Linked DNA regions of Mus musculus: region 2 is linked to region 1. The links are chromatin loops, found by intact Hi-C in ENCODE. Cell type or tissue: left cerebral cortex. All regions are shown on one strand.

What was found. Hi-C counts contacts between places; a loop is a spot of excess contacts. Peaks named below come from ENCODE experiments on the same cell type or tissue, not always from the same donor. Only the 100,000 strongest peaks of a DNase experiment are listed, where the experiment ranks them.
Region 2: it touches region 1 in a loop (2.1-fold over the local background); 3 of 42 quality-filtered maps call a loop at or near these places.

The regions. Positions count from the first base shown.
Region 1 is chr5:129,530,098-129,538,097 of GRCm38, reverse strand. All of the region lies in intron 7 of Sfswap (splicing factor SWAP), which reads right to left. Among named protein-coding and RNA genes, the nearest start is that of Sfswap, 33 kb to the right of the region's middle. In left cerebral cortex, a CTCF peak has its summit at 1,393 (motif pointing left); DNase peaks (open chromatin) are centred at 3,387 and 4,211; H3K27ac peaks cover 4,046 bases.
Region 2 is chr5:129,461,427-129,469,426 of GRCm38, reverse strand. No RefSeq gene overlaps it. Among named protein-coding and RNA genes, the nearest start is that of Gm34468, 28 kb to the left of the region's middle. In left cerebral cortex, a CTCF peak has its summit at 3,501; DNase peaks (open chromatin) are centred at 2,913, 3,430, 3,908 and 4,019; H3K27ac peaks cover 1,351 bases.

The sequences.
Region 1 (8,000 bases):
CTACTCACAGGGACACCTACCACATCTCTTCAGCTGGTGGGGCTGGCAAGAAGACAGCCTCACTGGCACCTCTGTTTCCCAGCACTGAGCACTCAGTGTTTGTTTGGTCAAGAAACACCGTGTTGTGCTGATAAGACATCCAACGCAGTAACTTGGAGACCCACCCTATAAACACCTGATAATACTGGACACAGTATCACTCAAAACTTAATCGACAGCATTTGCTGTCACCTGCCTCCCTCTGACCTCTTACTCCATGTGACACTTAGGACTTCAATTCACACCTCAGAGACACCTGTGTGACCTCAGAAGGACTTCAGAGGAGGTAGCGTACTGATATAAAGTACCTCGTACCCTGGCACCACACAGACTCAAGAGACCCATGCTGTAACCACCGTGCACCTGCTGTTCCTAGAGCCCCATGCACAGTGTCCGGGAGGAAGCTGGACCTGCCCTTTCCTGCCAGGAGCACCTAAGCTGTGGACAAGGCCCCAAAATGGCCTGAGAGACAGGATTCCTATTAGCTCATCCTGTCCCTTGGCTTCTGCCTCTGGCATGTACACCCGTGGTAATTCCCTGCTGTAGGCCTGATACTGCCCCCAAAGCGGCACATCGCAGAACCAGTGGCAAGTTCTTGTCAGCTCCTGATGCACTCAGTGAGTATAGCTTAGCTGTTCTGTTCTTCATAACCCAGCACTGAAATACTGCACAGTGACTACAGTTCACACTAGCCCAGTCCCGGCTAAGAGTCTCCATGGGTACACACTCTGTGGCAGTGGAGTCTATAGCACAAGCATCTATAGCCTTATCATCAGCTGAGCCCAAGGCACAAGTTCCCAAGCACTTATTAGTTCTAACATCACACACCAAGAAGAAAAGTGGATCTGTCTGTCTGTCTGTCTGTCTGTCTCTCACACACACAAAATCATATACATGAAAATGCCCCACACTCACAGGCTTTCTGATTTTATAATATAAACTATAAATATACTATTTGACATTTTATAATCTTACTTTAAAGCTTTATGGTAGAAATCTTTCATAAAACTTAAGTATTTTTATAATATCTTTGCAAAAACTTGAAGATGGCTTCAATTTTGCAAGATGAAAGAGGCGCCAGAGATCAGTCAAGTAACAATGTAGATGTACTTAATACTACTGGGCTGTCTATTCAAACACAGTTCACAACATTATCCAAAAAGTCACACTTAGAATACTGCAAGTCATGTGGCTAAATAAGATGCTATTACAAGAAAAAGAGGGAGTTGCTAGAGAGTCAGCTCCGTGGATGAGAGTACATATTGCTCTCACAGAGGTTCCAAGTTTGGTTCCTAGCACCCACACTGGCTGGCTTATAACCATATATAACTCCAGTTCTAGGGGATCCAACTCCCTCTTCTGGCCTCCATAGGCACTGCACACATACACGCAGATAAACACTCATGTATATAAAAGAAACCCACAACAACAACAAACAACAGCAAACTTTTAAAAAGTGGCACCTACTACAGAAGATCTGGGTAGTATAGCCCTGCAATGCAGGTACCTGGTTCAGGGCTGCCTGTGATCTTTGATGCTAGGCTGCCATCCTCAGGACAAGCCAGAGGCCTTGCTACCTTCAAATGATACACAGAACTTCCCAAGGGTACTGCTTATTTCTCCATCTCGACATGGGGCCTTGCTCTGTTCCCAGAATGGCCTCTAAACTTTGGTCTCTAGTGAGCACCCTTCCTCAGTTTACTGAGGAGACAGGAGTACAGGAACAAAGCACCATGACTGACCAGGTCTGGGTTTTTAAGTGAGTGAAAATAGGTGATAGTATGCTAATAAATGTATTTCTTTGAGTACTGCAAAAATCCACACCAAACGAGGCAACAGAGAAAGTGCCCCAGGTTCCCAGGCCATCTAGGCAGTAACATGGAAGGAAGGGTGAGCTGCTAGCGTGGAGGCACACCTGGAAGCACTTTTCCAGCTATTCACAAGCTTACATGTGCAATAACCCAGAGCAAGGCTGGTGCCATCTGCCTAACCACCCAGGGCCCTATGCTTGCTAGGCAGCTACTCCACCAACAGAGCTACACTCCAGCCCTATCTAATCATCTTCCAGAGCCTTCAGCTCTTGAGCAGGTATGTGCTGAGGATCCTGAAACTTTCCTAAGACACAACTACGACATTAAAGGAGACATGTTTAAAAAACTCACAGGTCACAAGCTGAGAGCTTCTGAGAGTCAGCAGTGAGCCACCTTCCTGGCCGTCCCTGGTGCTGCACCCTGAAGGAAGATGCAGGGCCACTGACTCTGCTCTGAGGCTATGTACCATTCAGGCAACGCCCTCAGTCCCTCCTGTACCATTCATGCCATGTCCTTCCACCTCCTTCCCACCTCTAGCTGGCTGACAGGCACCCCTCAGCCTTTCCCAAGGCTAAAGGCTTGCATTCTATTCCCGTCTCCAGTCCTGGGCTACATCTAAGAACTCTTCACTCGGCACTCTTAACTGGAGAGGTCACTCATGTTCCAAACCAACTGTGTCCAGAACTGCATTGGGCTTTCATCTACACCCTTTCTGTCCTACAGCTCTGGTCTAGGAAATGTCATGCCTCCAGTCAGATTTCCTGGGCCTCTTGGCTCAGCAAGCTTCTGTCTGGGAGGTGTTCCCACAAGCTCCTTCTTCCTCCTCTTCTGGGGCCTCTGTGAGAATCATCCCAGCTCATGCCAGCTTTCTCTAAGTCTTTGGTCAATCCCTTCCTAGGATTCTTGGTTGGAAACCCCTGTATAGCCACTGTGCTGTGGGAACATCTGCCATTGTAAACAGCACTGAGCCCTGCATGGCTATTTATTACACACAAATACTCATAAAGGCTTAACTTGCAAAGCAGTCACAGGAAGAGTGACCACAGAAATGATTAATGGAGTTAAACTACTACAGTAATAGAAGTTAGGCGAGCAGGCTATTCACCCAACATCCTGCTGTGCTGTGCACACCCGTCTTGGTATAATTTAAGATGAAACAGTGTATTTGTGATGGTACTAGGTGGCCTGGGCACAAGGATATAGCAGTGGCAGATGACTTTAAAAGGGTCTTTTGAATGTAAACCCCTAGCCACAACACATGAGGACAATTCCTAAGTGACTAGTGGAAGGGAGACTAGCCTACAGGCTGGGTCAGCTGGACGAAGGGGACAATTCCGGTCCCGGTGGGAAGGTCTGTGACTGTTCAAGATCTTATCATATAACTCATTATAGCAGTGCACAATTTTAAAATTTTGAGTTGCTTTATTTCTGGAATTTTCCATTGAACATCCTCAGACTGGATCCCACGGAAAGCAAAACTGCAGATGCAGAGCCTGCTGCCTCTTCCCTGTTTCCCATCTGTTTTGTTCTCTAGCATGCCAGTGCCAAATGGAAAGGCTGTGCAAGCATTCCTGACATAGCACTGGCATGGACACACTGTTCCATGAATGCTCCAGTTGTACAGGAGAGAACAGGCAGTATCAGCCGAGGGCAAGGGCTGGGAAGTTATAGCACAGAGCACTCCAGACTGGAGGGAAAAACACATCTACATCATACTAGGTCCTTCCCACTATCTATCTAAGGGTTGAAATAAAAAAATGTATCTTCCAGCATAGTCTCTTGTAACAAGTTGTAACAAGGATGTGCCCCAGCAAACAAATGAGAACCCCAAAGAGACAAACACAGGAGCTAGTACAGTCGGGCGATGGAGAAGCCACAGGAAAGCCTAAGGCTGGAGGCTGACAACACAGCCCCAGACTAGAGTAGCAGACTGGGAAAACAGCTGCCAGCAGCTAACACACAGGTGTACAGTGACGGATGGACCAGCTTCTGTCTTTGGCTTCAGCAGCAGCCACCCAGGCTTCGAAAGATGGCATTATTAGAACTTAAGATGATTCATCTTGACTGGTAGGCCTGTAAGGGTATTTTCAGGAAGGATTAACTGAGGGGAGAGGACCCTCCCTCAGAGTAGGTGGCACCTTTCTGCAGCAAATCAAACAGGAAGAGGCGGTCCAAAAGAAGAGGCACTGCTGCCCGGTCCACCTCTGCTTTTTGCTTGTAAGTGCACCCAGTTCTCCTATTACTGCTGCCATCCATCATCTGACTCAGCCTCTTCGGCCTTGCCCCAGGGGGAGAAGACCAATGACTCCCCAGTACTCCCCTAGGCTTTCAGTGGGGACTCCAGCAGCCTTATGAACTGTGCACCTATATTTGGTTCTCAGCCTTCAGTGGGTAGATGGCTATTATGACACTACCCAGACCAGTCTGTGCCAGTCCTGTGAATCATCTTGTAACATACACACTCTATTCTTTTGTCAAGAGAACCATGCCTAATACAGACTGTGGTACCAGGAATGGGTCCAAAATAACAGCAACAATCCCTGAAACAATCCAGCTGCTGTGCCACTTGGAACACATGGTCTAGCAAACCTGATGGCACTGCTGCGTTGTCAGTGCTACATGGGGTAATGGTTGGGTCCTTTGAGGACCGCACAGGGGAATCACAGTGGAGGCCTTTGGAACTTTGGAACAAGGCCTTGCTCTCACCCACAGACAATGATTTTGAGAGAGAGCTCTTGGCCTGCTATGGGGACTTAGTGGAAACCTGAGAATCTGACAATGGGCTATTACCACATGACTTGAATTGCCCATCATAGGCTAGGCATTACCTACTAAGCCATAAAGTTGGACATGCAAAGCAGCAAAGCGACATCAATCGGAAGTGATAATATTTATGTAACTGAGCCCAAGTAGGTCATAGATGAAGTTACCCAAATGCCTATGGTTCCAACTACTCCAACAATGCCTTCTGTCTCCATGAACTCACTGCGTCAGGAGGCATGTTCTGTGACTGGACGACTAAAGAGAACAAAAGTGAGGCCTGATTTATGAATAGTGCTACCCTATGTAGAGTCCATTCCCCAGAAGAGGATAGCTAACTGTAGTATTACAGCACCTTTCTGGGACAACCCTGAAGGAAAATCCTGTGGTAGGCACAACTTTGGGCAGGGCAGAGTTGTATATTTTTAGTATTATTTTTATTCTCTTTATGCATGCATGCATGTTATTGGTGTGCACTGAGGTCAAAGGACAACCTGTGGGAGATAGTTCTCTCATTCTACTATATTGGTCCTGGGAATTGAACTCAGGTTGTCAGGCTTGGTGGCAAGCAAGCACCTTTAACTCAATAAGCCATCTTGCTGGCCATATACATTTCATTTGGACAGATGTACAATTTATACACTGACACAAAGGGCATGCCCAGTAGTTTGGATGAACAGCTGCAGACTTGGAAAGAACATGATTGGAAAATTGGTAAGATAGACATTTGGGGAAGAGGAATATAAACAGATCTCTTCAAATGAAGTGAAGATACTTGTGTCCTGTGTAAATGCTCATCAAATGGTGACATCAGCAAAGGAGAATGTCAACAAGCAAGCAGGATGGCTTGCTTTGTAGACAGAAGTCAACTTTTCCTGGAAGGCCATTCCTGTCATTACCCAATGGACCCATGAACAAAGGAGTCACAATGGCGAGGCGAGGATGATACATGGGATCAACAACTAAAGCAGCTGGCTTGACCAGATGATGGAATGGCTTTTTAAAGACACAGCTATATGGCCAAGTAGGCAGCAGTAGCCTGAAGGGCTGGGGCAGAGTCCTCTAGAAGACTACAATGCTCCGATTCAGTGTTCAGAATATGGTAGTTTCTCCTATAGCCAGGATTCATGGATCCAAGACTCAAGGGATAGAAATGGGAACGTTACCACTCAATACTACTACCCCCAGTGGTTCACTAGCAACATTTTGCTTTCTGTTCCTACAATTTAATGCTGTGCTAGCCTAGATGTCTTGGTTCCAGAGGAAGGAGTGCTTCTGTTAGGAGGCACAAGAAGCATTACATGGATTCAGTTAAACTAGAAGCTAAGACTTTCCCCTGGCCACTCTGGCTCCTGATGTCCTTGAATCAACATTAAGAAAGGAGTTACAATGTTTTTAGAAATAATTGCTCCAGACATCACAGAGAAACTGGACTGCTATGGAGAAAGGAAGAGTAGAGTCTTTCTTGGTGTGACCATGTTCTGAGTTAAGTCTGAAACTGTAACAACTCGATCCAGGCAGGATGGTAAAGGAGCCAGAACCTTTCAGGAGGCTGAGGCAGGGAGGACATAAATCCTCAGCCCTCCTGTGTTACAAGTAAGTTTCAGGCTACTCCCACAGGTAAAGAAACAGGACTTGCTGAGCATATGAGCTGGGAAGTAGAAAAATATAAACAACTGTAGCCAAGTAACCAATCACAGAAATGAGGAATGTAACTGCCGTGAATGTTTCTGTCTTACTTTGTTAAAATGTTCATGGCTTTATATGTATGCATTAGTAAGCAGATATTTGTGTTTTCTTTCTTTCCCTATTCTATTACCATATAACATTAAGAAAATGTCAGAACTTAAGTGTTGTCGCTCTGTGTATCATATTTAAGTTATAGAGTATAACCTGAAGATATCTGCTCTGGGGGAAAAGTTGATGTTTTCAGCTGTTTATCTAGGAGGGTCTGTGAGTGCATTTCCAGGAAGGATTAAATGAGAGGTGACCCATCCACCAAGTGTGTAGCACTTTCCTGTGGGTATACCAGATACATAAAGATGTTTGAGGCAAAACAGTGTTTGCATGTCTATGTGCCCTCATTTTGTTCTTTCTTTCTTTTTTATGGATGAGTGTTTTGCCTACATGTTTGTCTCTGCATCAGTGTGTACTTGGTACCCTTAGATGCCAGAAGATGTTAGATCTAAGACTAGGATTACAGATGGTTCAAATTGAACCTGGATACTCTGAAAGAGGAGCCAGTGCTTTTAACTGCTGAGCTACCTCTCTCCAGCCACTTCCCTTCATTTCTTGCTGCTAAGTCTATCTAACTCATCTCAAGATCTGATTGATATCAGACTCCAGCTACGTTGGCCTTCCAATACGTACTGACGACTGACAGCTCTGGAGTCTTCCAGGTCTTCAGCACCACACTGACTGCTGAAGCAGTTACCAAGTTCTCATTCTCTCTGGTACACAGAGAGCAACTGCTGGACTACCCCACCACTACTGTGCAGATTGTTGTTATGACTCCCTTTTAATACACACACACACACACACACACACATACACACGTTTGTTTTGTTTTTCGAGACAGGGTTTCTCTGTATAGCTCTGGCTGTCCTGGAACTCACTCTGTAGACAAGGCTGGCCTCGAACTCAGAAATCCACCTGCCTCTGCCTCCCAAGTGCTGGGATTAAAGGCGTGCACCACCACTGCCTGACTCTAGAATATATTTTTATATACATATCCTCTACCTGTTTGCTCCTCTAAAGGCTTAAGACAACCAAAAAAAAAAAAAAAACCACCAGGTGGGAGTGTTAAACTCTGGGCATGAGAAAGCTTGAGGGGCACTTGCAAGTAAAGAGATTGCTGTCTGTTGCAGAAGAAGATCCCAGAGCACCTAACTTCAGGATGTGGAGGAACAGAGGTGTAGCCACAGCAAGGGTGGATAGAGTCGACCCAACTTCAGAGACTAGTGTTTCAAGTAATCCTGGAACCCAGACTGGCTCTGGGAGATGGAGTGCAGACATTTTTCATAACAAGTATGCATTTGACTTTCAAAGTATAGATATGTCCCGCTCTAATTAAAACAAAAACTTAGCATGTACTAATTATAATCAAAGAAATAAGAAACATCTTACCATATTCATCATGTTCTTGAACTTGTAGCAAAGAGAAAGCACAATACTGATACTTTTCCCCAATACTGGTGATTAAACAAAAAGGTGTGTGTGGTATGTGTGTGCATGTGCTACATGCATGTGAGAATGTGGTTATCAGAGCAGGATACTGGGTGTCACCCTCAGTTGTCTTCTCATTTTGAGCCAGGGTTTCTCATTAAATCAGAAGCTCACCATTTCAGTTAGGCTGGTAGGCCAGTGAACTCCTGGGACCTTCCTGTCTCC
Region 2 (8,000 bases), 69 kb after region 1:
CTGAACTATAAGAAAGCAGGCTGAGCAAACTATGAGGAGCAAGCCAGTAACCAGTGATCCCCCTGTGGCCTCTACATCAGTTCCTGCCCTGCTCGAGTTCCTGGTCTGACTTCCTTCAATGGTGGATTGTGATGTGGAAATATAAGCAAGATAGTTTCTTTTCTCCCCAAGTTGCTTATAGTCACGGTGTTTTAAACACAGAAATAGAAAACATGAAGACAGTCACCAAGACAACACATCAGAGTGCCAGTTGGTGATACTGGAGACAAAAGGAAGCAGACAACCTCTGGATGTGTGGTCAACAATGCCTAGAAGGGCCTTAAACATGGTACTGACCTCTAGCAAGTGAAAGCAGGTAGGATAAGAATTAGTCCAGGGGCTGAGCTGGACCAAACTTAGGGGAAGAAGATGGGTGCAAACAAGGAGACTAAAGGGGACTCAGCAGACACCACATCCAGGCTGAGGTCTGTGGAATGCATAGAGATAGTAGTGGCAGGGATGTAGGGTGGGGTGCAGGATGGAATGCAGGATGGGGTACAGGGTGGGATGCAGGGTGGGGGATGCAGGGCAGGTTTCAGGGCAGGGTGCAGGATGGGATGTGGGGTAGGGTGCAGGATGTGAAGCAGGGTGGGATGCAGGATGGGATGTAGGGCAGGGTGCAGGGTGGGATGCATTGTGGGATGCAGGGTGGGGTGCAGGGTGGGATGCGGGAAGTGCAAGGGGGTACAGGATGGGGGATGCAGGGCAGGGTGCAGGGCAGGGTGCAGGATGGGATGCAGGATGGGGTACAGGGTGGGATGTAGGATGGGATGCAGGGAGGTGAGGGCAATGATGAGATGCTGATGCAGGAGCAATGATGACTGGGATGAAGACATGCATCAGCACGGTAAAACTTACCTTCTGATGAGTGTGGTCAGGTGTTGGGTTGCTGGGCTCCACCTGTTCATTCTGCAGACATGGAGCTGACACAGTGGTAGGTGCCATCTCTCACTAACAAGCCCCTCATCTGTAAGTTACCTGGTCCAGGGCTCTGGGCCTTGTCTGGTGGTCCCTAAGAACTCACCATTCCTGATGATCTCCTGAAGAGGGACCATTTCATCCTCATTTGTTATTGATAACAACAACACATCCTCATTCAACACTCTTATTCAACCACAATGGGGATGGTAAGGCCAACCCAAAGAGAGAAGTAGGTGGCCAGGAATTCAGAACTCTGATTTATTTTCTTCCCTGGGCCATGCCTCCTTGGGGTAATGTTACTTTTAGGTACCTCCTCTCTGGGTTCCTACTGGCTGTCCTGTGTACATATCTACCACAAGTCACATACAATAAGAAAGGCCAGAGTCTCTCACTGGCATGAGATTGGTCCTGATGAAATCCCATTTCTATCATACTGGGGAATGAGCAAGGTGCTGATGGTCTGAGAACTGATCCTGGGATCTGCCCCTGGACTGGAAAGGATCTCAAACTCTAGAACAGGTGCACTCTTAGGGTGCTGGAATAGGCACTGGGGAAAAGGCTACTGGGTAGAATTCACCCCCAAAGCTGACTGCTTTGCTGTCCTGTGGAGGGGCACAGCCTAGCAGTGGAGAGACCTCCAGGCTGCATAGTGTAGGATGTGCCTGCGGTGGAATCCCTCAATCTATAACCACCGGCTCCATTGCCCTTGAAGGTGCCAGTCTCTGGAGTCAGCTGAGGAAGGAGACCCCTGGGGTGGAAGGATGCTTGCCAGGGCCCTTTCCTTCCCACCAGAGCCTGCCAGGAGCGGAGGCTCTCCATGGAGCAGCAGACAGTGTTGTAAAAGTGTCCCCGATAATAAACTGAACCACGCTGCTGTAAAGTCTGCAGGAAGCGCACACAGTAAAGCAATTAAAGTGACGTCCTGCGTTTGGTCCCAAGGATGGGATGGATGAGGACCGGTGAGGACGTTCATCCTTTACAATAAGTGTCAACTGACTATTAAAAATTAAGTCACCAAGTTACAGTCAGCTCCCGGGGACACATCTAAATCATTTGAGCCGTGAGGATCTGCTAATCTAGGACTCCACCCTGATCAGCACAGGGTAGATCTGGCCTTGACAGTTGAGGTGCTGGAGTTGCCTGAGGTTCATGGGGGTCTACAAAGACAGACAGACAGACAGACAGACAGACCAATATAGCTCAACGTTCTTGCTTCTCTCTCTAACACAATCCTTTCTGAAAAGGGGGTGTACTTTGGGTGGACATAAAGGGAGGGGGACTTGGGTTTAGACGCTCCAGGCTCTTTTTTTTAAAGATTATTAATTAATTAATTAATTAATTAATTGTATGTGAGTGCACTGTAGCTGCACAGATGGTTGTGAGCCTTCATGTGGTTGTTGGGAATTGAATTTTAGGACCTCTGCTCTCTGTGGTCAACTCTGCTTGCTCAGTCCCTGCTTGCTCTGGCCCAAAGATTTATTTATTATTATACATAAGTATACTATAGCTGTCTTCAGATGCACCAGAAGAGGGCGTCAGATCTCATTACAGGTGGTTGTGAGCCACCATGTGGTTGCTGGTATTTGAACTCAGGACCTTTGGAAGAATAGTCAGTGCTCTTACCTGCTGAGCCATCTCTCCAGCCTCCAATGCTCCAGGTTCTTATCTCAGGTCCTTTGCCTGGGACAGAGACAAGGTGTGATGAGGCTCCATGAAAGATCCTCAGTCTTGTGTGAGACTCCCCCTGCCCTTGGTCTGTTGGCATGCATTCTGTGATGGGACTACTCTCCATCCTGTGAGTGCTATGACTGATGCTGACTGGTCCACTCTCATCTGATGGCTCATGCTCCATCCTGATTGGTCCACACTCCAGCCTGTATATTCCATGGCCCATCTTGATTGGCCCAGGTCCATCCTGCTTCCCCATCCCTTTCATTCTGTTTGGTCCATGTTGTATTTGACAATCCAGGATCCTGAGGTGTGTTATCCCAAACAGCATGTTTGGTGTTTTACCAAAAAGAAAGAGAAGCCAGGGATATGTTTGGTAGCGGTGTGGTATGGTGGTGTGGTATGGTGCAGGGGAAGGGGGTGCCTCTGCGGGCCCACGCTGAGGCATCCCTTTTCCCTTGAGGTACCAGCCATATGATGGATATAGTATGGAATAGAGTTTATTCAGGGCATGGGGCAGGGAGTTGGGAAAGGACTACACACACACACACACACACACACAGATAGAGAGAGAGAGAGAGAGAGAGAGAGAGAGAGAGGAGTAGCGGCTGGCCATGAGCACCTGGAGAGAGGGGGGGAGGGGAATGGGGAGAGAAGGGGCAGAGAGGGAAGAGAGGAAGAAGAGCCAGAGAGTGAGAAGGGGCAAGCAGCCCCTTTTATAGCGAATCAGGCACACCCGACTGTTGCCAGGTAACTGTGGGATGGAGCCTGGAAGAAATGCTAACAGCACATACCACAGATCTGGAAGGAGTTGGGAATCCACCCACTCCTCACCTCCTTGCAGCACATCCTCAGAGGAGAGACTCTAGGGAAAGCAGGTGCATGGTATCCTTAGGCCCATAGGAGTGCTTCAGCTCTCTCCAGGGAGAAAGGGCTCCTGATGATCAGGTTGGGATCTGAGGGGGAAGTTCAAGTTCTCTTCAAACCCAAAGCTCCCCTCACTGACCCAGTCCTGCCCATGACCTGCCATCTCCTTCATCGAGGGCAGGACTCTGCTCCAGGAGTGGCTCCTTCCTGTCGCCATCCAGGGACAGACTGTGCAGTCCTGGAGTCTCATTCTGAACTTGCTTTATAAAAACCAGGTGGGCATGCTGTCTGACTGTCTTCTGGAGCTGAGATCTCCTTGCCATGCTCTGCCCAAGATGGAGCCTTCCAGAGTCTTCCTGGAGAGGCCGGCTGCTTCACAGAACCTAACAAGTCAGCTGTCCAAGAGTGGGACAGGAGAGCATGGCGTCGTGTGTGTCCACTTCTGCTGCACAGCGCCCAAAGCCTCCAAATAGCACCTGTCCTCTAAATAAGCCCCTAGGGGGAAAATGCTTCAGGGAGGGTTCACAGTCAGCCTAGGCTCAGGACCCAGTAGCATCAGAGCTGCTTGGTTCTATTATCTGTAACACAGGCTGATGATGGCATCTGTGCCGTGGGGAGCATGGGATTGTGGTCCTGGGGAATCACGTAGATAGTGAATAGTTTCCTGTGCCAAGACAGGGCACGGGGAATAGGCACCAGTCATGGTGCCTTGTGGTGCCACTTGTAGTCATTTACGTCAGTGACAGAACAGATATCTGAGAGACACAGAAACCTAGTGTCCCAGCTACCTCCCTGTCCAACTGCTTGCTGTCACACAGAGTCTGCCATATATACTCAGGATGACTTGAGAAGTAACTTTTGACTTGTGACCCAGGGGCACCTGGTTCCCATGAGACCTGACCTCGGGGGACTTGTCAGTTCTCTGCTCTCTCAGGTGCCCACACTCACATCTCAATCACATGCCCAAAGTGCCCATCACCTTTCATGCGTGATGCTGAACCACCTTGAAGAGCAGACTGGTGTGTGGTCAAAGCCTCGGCCCAGAGGAAAAGTCTGGCTTTTGGTTTTTTAAACACAAACCTGCCCCATGCCCTTGATACACACAGAGCAGTAAGTTCTACCGACCTCAAGTCACATCTCAGACCAAATCTGTGGCTCTTGAGAGAGAGAGAGAGAGAGAGAGAGAGAGAGAGAGAGAAAGAGAGAGAGAGAGAAATAGTTAATTAGTGTAAGAATGCCATTTCTTACCCCTCTTGCCTGAAAAGCCCAATTATGGTTCCTCAGGGAGCTTCACACTGACAGTCCCCGAGTCCCCAGGGCCCCAGCAGGAGCTGGCATCAGCATGGAGGCAAGCTGGAACAGCTCTGGGCCTCTGAACCTAAGAGGGAGGAGCTGGGGGCTCCAGTACAGAGGACCTGGACCTGACCTTGGCCCAGTCAGCACCCGGACCAACCCCCAAACACTCTGAGACCCTAGGATCCTGGAAAGTGCTAGAAACAGATAGGAAGGCCATCTGAGATGTGGCTATGGGAGTGTCCAGGACTCCAGGGGAAAACTGTTGGGGCTGGTGGCTCCTTCCTGGGACTAGAAACTCAGATGCCCGCACCACACTGAGACGGAGAGAGTCCATCGCCCGTGCTGATCAGCGTCAAGGACAGTAAGGTCTCTCCTGGCCCTGTCACCCTTCTTCACTCCTTCATCAAGTGTGAACAACTGAGATGATTTCTGTATCAACTATTATTATGGATCACGTGTTTGCTTGTCAGGCCATTGGCCAGAGGAAAGAGACTTTCCACCCCACATCGTCTTAGCAGTTGAGCAAAAATGACCTCAGACCTTCTGTGAAAACCGCCTCCAAGTGCATCAAGGGCATTGCGTGGAATGCAAGATTGTAATTTCTCAGAGGAGAAAGGGACCATTTCTGCGACCTTGACATAGGGGAGGCTGAATGCTAGAGCCATAGAGAAAAATAGGTCGATTTCATCAAAGTTAAAATCCTTCCCTCTGCAGAAGACTCTATTAAGGGAGTGACAGGCCAGCCACAGCTGGGCAGGAAGCATCTGCAATTCATATGTGACAATGCACTTGTGTGCAGAACATAAAAATAACCTCAGAGGAAACAGCAACCAAACAAAGACCCCAGTGTTCTTTAACCGGCAAGCGTTTCGCACAGACATTTTCCTCCGCGGGGTACAAGTAGCAAATACAGACGGAAGAAATGCTCAGATTCATGAGTTAGGAAGAAACTGACAGTGAAGCTGCCGGCAGTGCCACACACATTGGTAGTGTTAAATGTCAACCTGGTAGAATCTCATATCACCTGGTAGATCTCTGGGCATATAAATGGGGATTGTTTAGAGTATATAAGCTGATGTGGGAAGACTTACCTACCGTTGGTGACCTCATTCCATGACTGGAATCCTGGACTCCAGATAGGTGAAGACAGGAAATTGGTCAGCAGCATGAATTAATCCCTCCCTGTTTGTGAAGTGTAGATGCAATGTGACAAGCCATTTGTCTGCTCCAGACACTACACTTTCTCTGCTTGCTTTCAAGGCTTCCTCACCATGATGGGCCGTGTCCCTCTCTAACTCTAAGTGCCCCACCAAGCCCCTTTCTTTCTTGGGTTGCTTTTCTCCCAGTATTTTATCACAGCAGAGAAAGTAACCGAGACACAAACACTCATTCGCATGTCCGATTTATTTACTTATTTGTGTGTGTGTGTATGTGTGCGCACAAATGCATGTGCTCCAAAGGGAGTCTGTCTTTTCTTTCCACCACAGGTCTTGGGAACTGAACCCATGTACCTGGGCTTAGCAGCCAGCACCTTTACACATTGAACCATCTTCCTGAAATTTTTTGTTGTTGTTGTTTTGTTTGTTTGTTTTTCAAGACAGGGTTTCTTTGTATAGCCCTGGCTGTCCTGGAACTCACTCTGTAGACCAGGCTGGCCTTGAACTCAGAAATTCGCCTGTCGCCGAGCGTGGTGGCGCATGCCTTTAATCCCAGCACTCGGGAGGCAGAGGCAGATGGATTTCTGAGTTCGAGGCCAGCCTGGTCTACAAAGTGAGTTGCAGGACAGCCAGGGCTATACAGAGAAACCATGTCTTGAAAAACAAAAACAAAACAAAACAAAACAAAACAAAACAAAACAAAACAAAACAAAACAAAACAAAACACAACAAAACAAGACAGAAATCCGCCTGCCTCTGCCTCCCAAGTGCTGGAATTACAGGCATGTGCCACCACTGCCTGGCCCTGAATATTTTTTTTTAAAATGAGCGGCAATAGAAAGTCTGTGCAGTGATGTTCATTTGGTACAGGCCTGGCAGTTTCTGATGGGTTAAATACTTCCCATGAGTCATAGCCCCAGGGCCCACTCAAAATGGATAAAGATGGGTGACAGTGCAGACCTCCACATAGAGTAATGCTCCTGGCCACAGGTCCTGGAATCAATCTGAATGTCCCTTGCACTGTGGCTCCATGTGGACTCATGGCCCATCCACTCAGCAGTCAAGGCTGAGCTCTGAGTGGGGCTGATGGTGGAGGCAGGGCAGTGTGGACCAGTCTGCAGTGAGTTAGGGCAGCCAAGGGAAGGAGAGCTCAGACTCCACAAGGCTCCATTCCAGGTCCTGATGCTTGGATGGCTGGGAACAGTGAGCAGAGGGAAGGTACCAGGACTGAGGCATGTGGGACACAGGGCAGGTAGAGGGATGTGGTGCTGTAGGGGACACGGCTCCTACACTTACAGAAAGCCAAGAGCAGCAGAGCACATCCTTCCATGAACACGCTCGCTGTGGAATTACTTGAGTGCCACATGCAGGTCCCTCCCTAGGTGCAGGTCAGGCTGTGAACAAGAGAGGAAAACCCAGGCATCCTACTACATGGGGACAGATAGAGAGCAGACCTGCAGGGACAGTGGCATTGCACAGAGACGAGGTCTCCTATCCTAAGTCACGTGGTCCAACTCTCTTGGGTCATGAAGTCCAGACACACCAAAATGATAGGAAATTCCCACAGATGAGGAAAGTCTGCAAATCTCTTCCCTACACGAAGGCATGTTTGTCGCCTATGTTAAATACTCGGACCTACAATGCTCACTCTGCAGGGTTTATTATAAATTACATATCACATAGTGGAGGTGGGTATTCATGCAATAAGATAAACAGAGAGTGCTGATGTTGTGTTATAAATTACATATCACATGGTGGAGGTGGGATTCGTGTAATAAGATAAAAAACAGAGTGCTGATGCTGTCTTATAAATTACATACCACATTGTGAAGGCAGGTATTCATGTAATAAGATAAACACAGAGTGCTGATGCTGTGTTATAAATTGCATATTACATGGTGGAGGCGGGATTCATGTAATTAGATAAACAGAGAGTGCTGGTGCTGTGTTGATAACGTGTCTGTCAACAACACAGGAAACCTGGTCCAGAAGAACGTGCTAACCCTGGGAGCTTTTCAGACACAATAACCATCTTGTATTTGGACTTGAACC